Linked DNA regions of Homo sapiens: region 1 is linked to region 2. Evidence: read pairs that join two places in POLR2A ChIA-PET (ENCODE). Cell type or tissue: HepG2. All regions are shown on one strand. Each heading gives the region's core, and the rest is flanking DNA. Links, peaks and the distances in the headings are about the cores only.

Region 1 (4,218 bases), core at 219-4,218, 270 kb after region 2:
CCAAACTGGAGCTCTAATTTAGGAATAGTTTAATAAAAATGTACTTAATGTTGAGGTGGGAGAATCACTGGAGCACAGGAGTTCAAGGCCAGCCTGTGCTACATAGTGAGACTCTGTCTCTACCAAAAAATTTAAAAATAATTAGCTGGGTGTGGTGGCACATGCCTGTAGTCTCAGCTACTCAGGAGGCTGAGGTGGGAGGATCGCTTGAGCTCAGGAGGTCCAGGCTGCAGTGAGCCATGACCATGCCACTGCATTCCAGCCTGGGTGCCAGAATGAGACCCTGTCTCGAAAAAGGTTTTTTTAATTAAAAAAAAAAAAAAAAAAAAAAAAATATATATATATATATATATATATATATACACACACACATACAAAAAAATCCTGATGTGATTAAACACGTGTCAAATTATCACATGTATATGAAAATATGTACTTATATGTGTCAATTAAAAGATTTTTTAATCTTTATAAATATAAACACAAAACATATATTTTTATACACATATATATACATATATACACAAAAATATAGTGATTACATTTTCAAACGCCTATCTTACCAGATAGGTATTCCAGAATTTCTGTTTCAGGTCCAAAAATATGTCATCCTTTCCTTGGAGAATGCTCATACCTATTTGCAAAACCCAAAAAAAATTTTAAAAGATTCAGTAGAGTACCGTATAACAGTTCATGTTTAAGTTTCCCATTCCAAAATGCAAAGTAACCATCACTATCATCCAACAATATGACCCTCTGACCCAACAGTGAAAAGAGAACATAGACAGGCGCCGTGGCTCAAGCCTGTAACGGGAGGCCGAGGCAGGCAGATTGCTTGAGTCCAGGAGTTAAGAGACCAGCCTGGGCAACAGGGCAAAACCTCATCTCTACAAAAAATACAAAAATTAGCCAGGTGTAGTAGCGTGCCTGTAGTCATAGCTACTCAGGAGGCTGAGGTGGGAGGATCGCTTGAGCCTGGGAGGTGGAGGCTGCAGTGAGCTGTGATCATGCCACTGCACTCCAGCCTGGGCAACACAGCAAGACCCTGTCTCAAACAAAAAAAAAAAAAAAAAAGAAAACATAATCTCCACTCTAAAACTAGATAAATTTTAAAGGAATGATAAATACGAAGTGAGAATAGCAGAGTATAAAAATTATAGCAGAACGATTATTTTTTCAAAAACTAACAATTCACAAAAACAATCAGGTTACAATAGTGGGTCTATTGGTTACTTTCTCTACCTTCCAAACATTTTGTGAAATGTTGAACATTTGAACATTTTGAAATTTTAATTTCTGTCTTTTTAAAAAAGCTAGTGGGCTGGGCGCGTGGCTCATGCCTGTAATCCCAGCACTTTGGGAGGCTGATCTGGCAGATCACCTGAGGTTGGGAGTTCAAGACCAGCCTGACCAACATGGAGAAACCCCGTCTCTACTAAAAATACAAAATTAGCCAGGCATGGTGGCATATGCCTGTAATTCCAGGTTCTTGAGAGGCTGAGGCAGAAGGATCGCTTGAACCCAGGAAGTGGAGGTTGCGGTGAGCCAAGATTGTACCACTACACAACCCAGGATTTGGAGGTTGAGGTGAGCCGAGACTGCACCACTGTGCTCCTGACTGGGTGACAGAGCAAGACTCTATCTCAAAAAAATAAAAATAAAAAAAGGCCAGTGGACCCAAATACTCTGGCGACTACAAATTTTCCATCAGTATTACCCTATTCAAAATTTGAAAGTGGAACACCAATTCACCCTTCCTAAAAACACTTTGATCTTCAATATCCCTGAAGAGAAATTCACAGCCTGGGCAATATATCAAGACCTTGTCTCTACAAAACTATTTAAAAACCAGCCAGGTATAGGGGTGCGTGCCTGTAGTCCCAGCTACTCCAGAGGCAGAGGTGGGAGGATCGCTTGAGCCCAGGAGGTCGAGGCTGCAATGAGCTGTGATCACATCACTGCACTTCAGCCTGGGGAATAGAGTGAGACCCTGTCTCAGAAAAAGAAAAGGAAAAAAGTAACAATAAATTCAGGTAGCAAGGCAAAGCTCTCCTATTTTAGGAAGGTTGTAAAACTGAGAGTACTTTAAAAATTCTTTCCAATCCCTGATTAGGAGGGAGGGAATATAAGAGCTTTATTAGTTAATTACAGACGATTCTTACATGACCCAGCAAAATATTGGTAATACTGTGTTCCACTTACCCAGCATTAATTAAATGCTATGTAGTTTACGTGCCTCATTTCATGTGCCCCTCCTTACAATTCGCTAAGGTGGGTAGAGTTACAAAGGAGGAAAAGAGCTTAGAGAGGTTAATAGCGGACAGAGTTCAACCCAGGTGTCTGATTCCCAAGCCAGAGTTGTTAATCTGTTACGACTCTGGTTCCCCAAGGTAGCCCCAGCACAAAGATCAATTGATTCCTGCAATTTCCATGTAAAGCCTTACGCAAACCTCCACTCTATCCCCTTCCACTTCCCCTTTCATTGAAATGTGAGGTAAGGGAAACTGAACCAGAAAAACTGAAAACCGGCCAGGTGAGGTGGCTCACACCTGTAATCCCAGCACTTTGGGAGACCGAGGTGGGCAAGTCACTTGAGGTCAGGAGTTCGAGACCAGCCTGGCCAACTTGGCGAAACCCCGTCTCTACTAAAAACACAAAAATTAGCCAGGCGTGGTGGCGGGCACCTGTAATCCCAGCTACTCAGGAGGGGCAGGAGAGGCAGGAGAATCGCTTGAACCTGGGAGGCTGAGGTTGCAGTGAGCTGAGATTGTGTCATTGCACTCCAGCCTGGGCAACAAGAGCAAGACTCCGTTTCAAAAAAAAAAAAAAAGAAAGAAAGAAAAGAAAAACTGAAGACCAAAGCAAAGCTGCAATCTGGCCAGGAATCTGTATCAGAGAGCTTGGCCTGGACTTAGGTTCAAGTCTTGTTAGTAACTCAGCATCTTTCAGTTTCAGGCAAACTGTCAAACTTCCCACCATGAGAGCATCAAGTGCCTGGATTGTGTTGTCTTTGGGTGAGTCACAGAACCCCTTTGAGACTCAGTTTCCTCATTTGTAATATGAGAGTATTAAGAACAATCTCAAGTGTGAGGGCTCACGCCTGTAATCCCAGCACTTTGGGAGGCCAAATGGGCAGATCACTTGAGGTCAGGAGTTCGAGACCAGCCTGGCCAACATGGTGAAACCCCATCTCCATTAAAAATGCAAAAATTAGGTGGGCATGGTGGTGTGCATCTGTAATCCCAGCTACTTGGTAGGCTGAGGCAGGAGAATTGCTTGAACCTGGAGATGCAGGTTTCAGTGAGCTGAGACTGGGCCACTGCACACTCCAGGCTGGGCAATAAAGCGAGACTCTGTCTCAAAAAAAAAAGAAGAAAAAGAGAACAATCTCACTAGTTGTTTGAGGATTAAATAGCATTCTGGTCCCCTACCCCTTCACCAGTGTACCAGGTTCCTGTAACAGGTGCTAGGAAGCTGTTTGCAAATCTAGTCTGCAAATCACACACCGGGCACAGGCACAGACCTTCTGATAAAACAGGAGGCCCTAGCTCTCAGGCTGCCTGCTCTCCTGACCCACTGACCCCGTCAGCCATGTAGTTGGCCGCAATGACAACAGGCAACCAGGTGGTTTGTGTTTCTGGTGGGGTCTGTAGGGAAAGGAAGTGAATCCAACTCTTAAAAATAAGGCACACGGGGCAGGGTAGGTTTCTTCAAGATGGTGGCTTGTCTGACTTCAACCTGGTTTAGAAAGCACCAACAGCCCTTAGGAGAAGTTCCCTCCCATTTGGGGGGAGATCTGTGATCCCCAATCCCAAGGTCAGGCTTGAGACCCGTAGAGATTTTCTCCCCAGTTACCCACCCCATCCCCTTCAAGGCTCTAGAAATCGCAATGATGCTAGAGGCCACAGGGCCCCTCCTGTGAGCAGACGGGGGATCTCCAAAGATGACAAGAATTTAACCAACTTGAGCGATCAGCCTGTTTTACAGCCTCCTGACCTCAACCTGTTCTTCCCCAACCCTGGGCGGAATGAGGTCACCCTGTTTGTTTAAATCAGCTCCTAAGTGACCCCAGGTTACTTGTAGATGAACCCAAGTTAACTCTCCTCATTACCATGCTAAAGTCTTCACCCCGGGAGAAGCTATAGCTTCACGACTATAACCTATGCAACCTATGCAGCCTATGTGCTAGCATCATGACTCACTGGGACCCCTACTCTA
Region 2 (4,520 bases), core at 231-4,230:
AATAAAAATTAGCAGGGCATGGTGGCGTCGCCTGTAGTCCCAGTTAGGAGGCTGAGATGGGAACACCATTTGAGCCTGGGAGGTTGAAGCTGCAGTGAGCCGTGATTGCATCACTGCACTCCAACCTGGGCAACAGAGTGAGACCCAGCTATCTCAAAAAGCAAAAAAAAAGGAATCTCAATGACTTCTGTTGTTTGTGCCCACAACAATGGGAGAGCAGCATGTACTTGGTTTACACAACAGTCAATTATTCTGAATTTTTGATCCAGGACTCTCCGTTGTAGCATGGAGACAGAAAGAACATTCCAATCTCTGGGTTTAAAAACAAAGACAGGCCGGGAGCAGTGACCCACACCTGTAATCCCAGCAATTTGGGAGGCTGAGGCAGGTGGATCACCTGAGGTCAGGAGTTCAAGACCAGCCTGGACAACATGGTGAAACCCCGTCTCTACCAAAAATGCAAAAAAAAATTAGCCGAGTGTGGTGGTGCGTTGTCTATAATCCCAGCCACTCGGGAGGCTGAGGCAGGAGAATCGCTTGAACCCAGGAGGCGGAGGTTGCAGTGAGCAGAGATTGTGCCACTGTTCTCTAGTCTGGGCGACGAACAAGACTCCATCTCAAAACAAACAAACAAAAACTAAGACAGAAGGGAGGGAGAAGATGGAGGAAGGGAAAGGGAGAGAAAAGGAGAGGAGAGAGACAGAGAGGGAGATCTTGTTAATTACCAAAGAAACAGTCCAGCGCACTTCTCAATGATTCCCTGTTGCCAGCTGCAGCAATAACATCCATTACATACTTATTCTGTGCTGGCCTCCAGGCTAAGTACACTTCCTATGTTGTCTCGTTTAATTCCACTTCAGAGACATGAACACTGAGACTCAATTACTTAACTAGCCCAGAATCAACCAGTAGCAAATGACTGGGCCAAGACCAAACCCCAGCCTCCTGAGCAGGTGTCCTTAAGCAATTATGCTAACCAGCCCTAAACCATCTCAATCCAGATCACCTGCCCGTTCCCGTGCTCTCTCGATTCTATTCCTGCTCTGCTTCCAAATTACTTTCCTTCACCAAACACCCAGAGCCAGGTGCGGTGCCTCATGCCGCAATCCCAGCACCTCAGGTGGCAGAGGCATATTAGCCTAGGCAACATAGGAAGACTCCATCTCTACAGAAAATTTAAGAACAGCCAGGCGTGGTGGCATGCACCTGCAGTCCTAGCTATGGGGGAGGCTGAGGTGGGAGGACTGCTTGAGGCCAGGAGGTTGAGGCTCCAGTAAACTATGATCATGCCACTGCACTCTAGCCCAGGCCAACGCTTAAAAAAAAAAAAAAAATCACCAGCCTGGGGCAACATGGCGAAACCAAAATACAAAAATTAGCCCGGCATAGTGGTGCACGGCTGTAGTTCCAGCTACTTGGGAGGCCAAGGCGGGCAGATCACTTGAGGTCAGGAGTTTGAGAACAGCCTGGCCAACACGGTGAAACCCCCGTCTCTACCAAAAATACAAAAAATAGCTGGGTGTGGTGGCAAGTGCCTATGGTCCCAGCTACCCGGGAGGCAGGGGAATCGCTTGAGCCCGGGAGGCGGAGGTTGCAGTGAGCCAAGATTGTGCCCCTGCACTCCAGCTTGGGTGACAGAGACCCCATCTCAAAAAAAAATCAAAACCGAAAACACAAAACACCCATCCTAGATTCTACAAACATAAGAGAAAACACTTCCCACAAGAAAGGCGCAAGGTCTAATTTAAAAGTTAAAAAAGGCCAACTTCTCTTTACTCAATCAAGTAAACAAAGCCGTTGCTAGAAAGTCCGGATGCACCCAGGGTGATGTAATGGTGCCTAGGCCAGAGAGGCGTGGCGAGAGCCATTGTGCAAGAAGACTCCAAAGAAAGAACAAACAGATGATTTACAGCGTTGGAAGGATGAGGAGGGCGGACCACATCCCTGCTGCCGCCCGCAGCACCCTCCCCATTTCCTGGCTGTAAGCAGAGAAGTATCTGCACCCAGCAAGTAGAGGCAGACCAGGCCCTGTTCCCAGGCGTGGCTCTCATCGCCTCACACCCTTTATTTGGGAACATCTCCAAATAAAACAGGATCTTAAGTCATTAACCTAAATTCAAACGCAGGCTCCAGGAGGACGCAGCGAGTGGGCTCCACCGACTGCACTGGCGATTGAGAGATCTCCTCGGAACCTGTGGACATGAAAACCTGTTGCTGAAATGTTGTGCTGCCATTTGGGGCTAATTCGAATAAGCTGTCAGCTGATGGGGGCATCAATAGATGCTCTGTTTGGTCCCTTAAAGGCTTTTTCATTCAACCCGTGATGAATAAGCCAGTTGTTAAGAAGTCCGGCCCAGCTGAATATATTTCTCTTAGGTGACTGACAAATACTTGCTGGTGGCAGGGTCCTCGTTATTCCAAGGTACCCTGTTTCTTCACTGTGCTGTGTGCTCTGAGTCTCCTGCATCTGACATGTGGCTGCAGTACAGTGGCGCAATCTCAGCTCACTGCAACCTCCACCTCCTAGGTTCAAGCAATTCTCCTGCCTCAGCCCCCGAGTAGCTGGGACTACAGGTGTGCGCCACCATGCCCAGCTAATTTTTTTATTTTTAGTAGAGACGGGGTTTCACCATGTTAGCGAGGACAGTCTCAATCTCTTGACCTCATGATCCGCCCGCCTCGGTCTCCCAAAGTGCTGGCATTACAGGCATCAGCCACCACGCCAGGCCCAAGAGCTCAGTCTTGAAGCAGAGAATTACTGAGTAATTCTCTTGATATTTTACTCAGGATCCATGGAGGGCCTGTTATCCTCTCCAAACTGCAGTTCATACCACTAATCTTCCTCCTACCCAGCTTTTCAACCCAGAGTCCCCTTCAATTTAGGAACTATAATCAGCCAGGCGCAGTGGCTCACACCTGTAATCCCAGCACTTTGAGAGGCCGAGGCAGGCGGATCACTTGAGCTCAGGAGTCCCAGACTAGCATGGGCACATGAACCCGTCTCTACAAAAAATAACAAAAATTAGCCAGGCGTGGTGTGGCAGGTGCCTGTAATCTCAGCTACTTGGGAGGCTGAGGTGGGAGGATCACTTAAGCCTGGAAGTCAGAGGTTGCAGTGAGCTGAGATCACACCACTGCACTCCAGCCTGGGTGACAGGGGGAGACTCTGTCTCCAACAGCAAAAACAACAACAACAAAAAGAACGATAATCATTGCTCATTGTGTGTAGCAGGTGTTCAGCTGTTAACAAATGGGTGAAGTGGGCCAAGTACAGGGAGAGGCAGATGACACTAAGGTCTCCGTGTCACGGATATGGGGATTGGGGGAAACTCAACAATGTGTGTTCTAAACAACCACTACTCAGGTTTTTTATTTTTTAACTTTTGCTCTGTCACCCAGGATGGAGTGCAATGGTACAATCATAGCTCACTGCAGCCTCAACCTCCTGGGCTCAAGCAATGCTCCTGCCTCAGCCTCTTGAGTAGCTTAGACTACAGGTGTGCACTACCATGTCCAATGAATTTTTTATTTTTATTTTTTTGTAGAGACAGAGTCTCGCTATGTTGCCCAGGCTGGCCTTGAACTCCTGGTCTCAAGCAATTCTCCCTCCTCAGCCTCTCAAAGGGCTGGGATTACAAGTATGAACCACCATGCCTGGCCAGAAATCCATCTTTTTACAGGAAGCTTTACAAATTTTGATGGATGGGGGAATATATATAATAAAAGGCAAGTAAGTAGGGGAAATATTATTGGTAGAGCCTAGGTGGTGGTGGATACACAGGTATTCACTGGAAATTCTTTCAGCCTTATATGCTGGAAAACGTTCATGGGGAAATGCTGAACAAAAACCCCTGAAGGCGATCAAACAACACCTATGGGGCAGATGGATCTGCAGACGGCCAGCTGCACTCTGTGGTCTCCAACAGAAAGCTTCAGCTTCAATGACCACCTTCAACGTGTCTGGGACCTCTCCTCCGCCCTGCCCCAAACCCCCAATCCATTTGTTGGTCCCACACCCTTTCCTATACATTAGTAAAGCTGGGCTTGCCAAGGTCCACCCGACACCCATTCTTGTCCACGTCTGTGATGGGTACAGATCAACTCTCCTTCAGCCCCATCTCCCCAAGCACCAAGTGTCAGCAACACATACACCTACAAACACCCTCCACACAGCCTCCCTCAACCCATGCAGTCCTTTCTTTTTCTTTCTTTTTTTTTTTTTTTGAGACAGAGTTTCGCTCTTGTTGCCCAAGCTAGAGTGCAATGGTGCAATCTCGGCTCACTGCAACCTCCGCCTCCCGGGTTCAAGTGATTCTCCTGCCTCAGCCTCCCAAGTAGCTGGGATTACAGGCACATACAACAACACCCAGCTAATTTTGTAGTTTTAGTAGAGACAGGGTTTTGTCATGTTGGTGAGGCTGGTCTCAAACTCCCAACCTCAGGTGATCTGCCCACCTCGGCCTCCTGAAGTGCTGGGATAACAGGCATGAGCCACCGCACCCAGCCAGTCCTTTTTCTCT

What was found. ChIA-PET counts read pairs that join two places held together with the same protein. Peaks named below come from ENCODE experiments on the same cell type or tissue, not always from the same donor. Only the 100,000 strongest peaks of a DNase experiment are listed, where the experiment ranks them.
Region 1: POLR2A ChIA-PET joins it to region 2 with 5 read pairs; 2 of 35 experiments call an interaction of 5 or more read pairs at or near these places.

The regions. Positions count from the first base shown.
Region 1 is chr16:15,397,203-15,401,420 of GRCh38, reverse strand. All of the region lies in intron 1 of MPV17L-BMERB1 (MPV17L-BMERB1 readthrough), which reads right to left. MPV17L (MPV17 mitochondrial inner membrane protein like) reads right to left here. Exons shown (of 4, transcript NM_001128423.2): 2 at 564-634. Among named protein-coding and RNA genes, the nearest start is that of MPV17L-BMERB1, 3.6 kb to the right of the region's middle. In HepG2, for the core only: no CTCF peak of the experiment used is centred there; a DNase peak (open chromatin) is centred at 2,390; H3K4me3 peaks cover 884 bases.
Region 2 is chr16:15,670,362-15,674,881 of GRCh38, reverse strand. All of the region lies in intron 3 of NDE1 (nudE neurodevelopment protein 1), which reads right to left. Among named protein-coding and RNA genes, the nearest start is that of NDE1, 22 kb to the right of the region's middle. RefSeq lists an enhancer at 1,347-2,088. In HepG2, for the core only: no CTCF peak of the experiment used is centred there; DNase peaks (open chromatin) are centred at 1,851 and 2,331.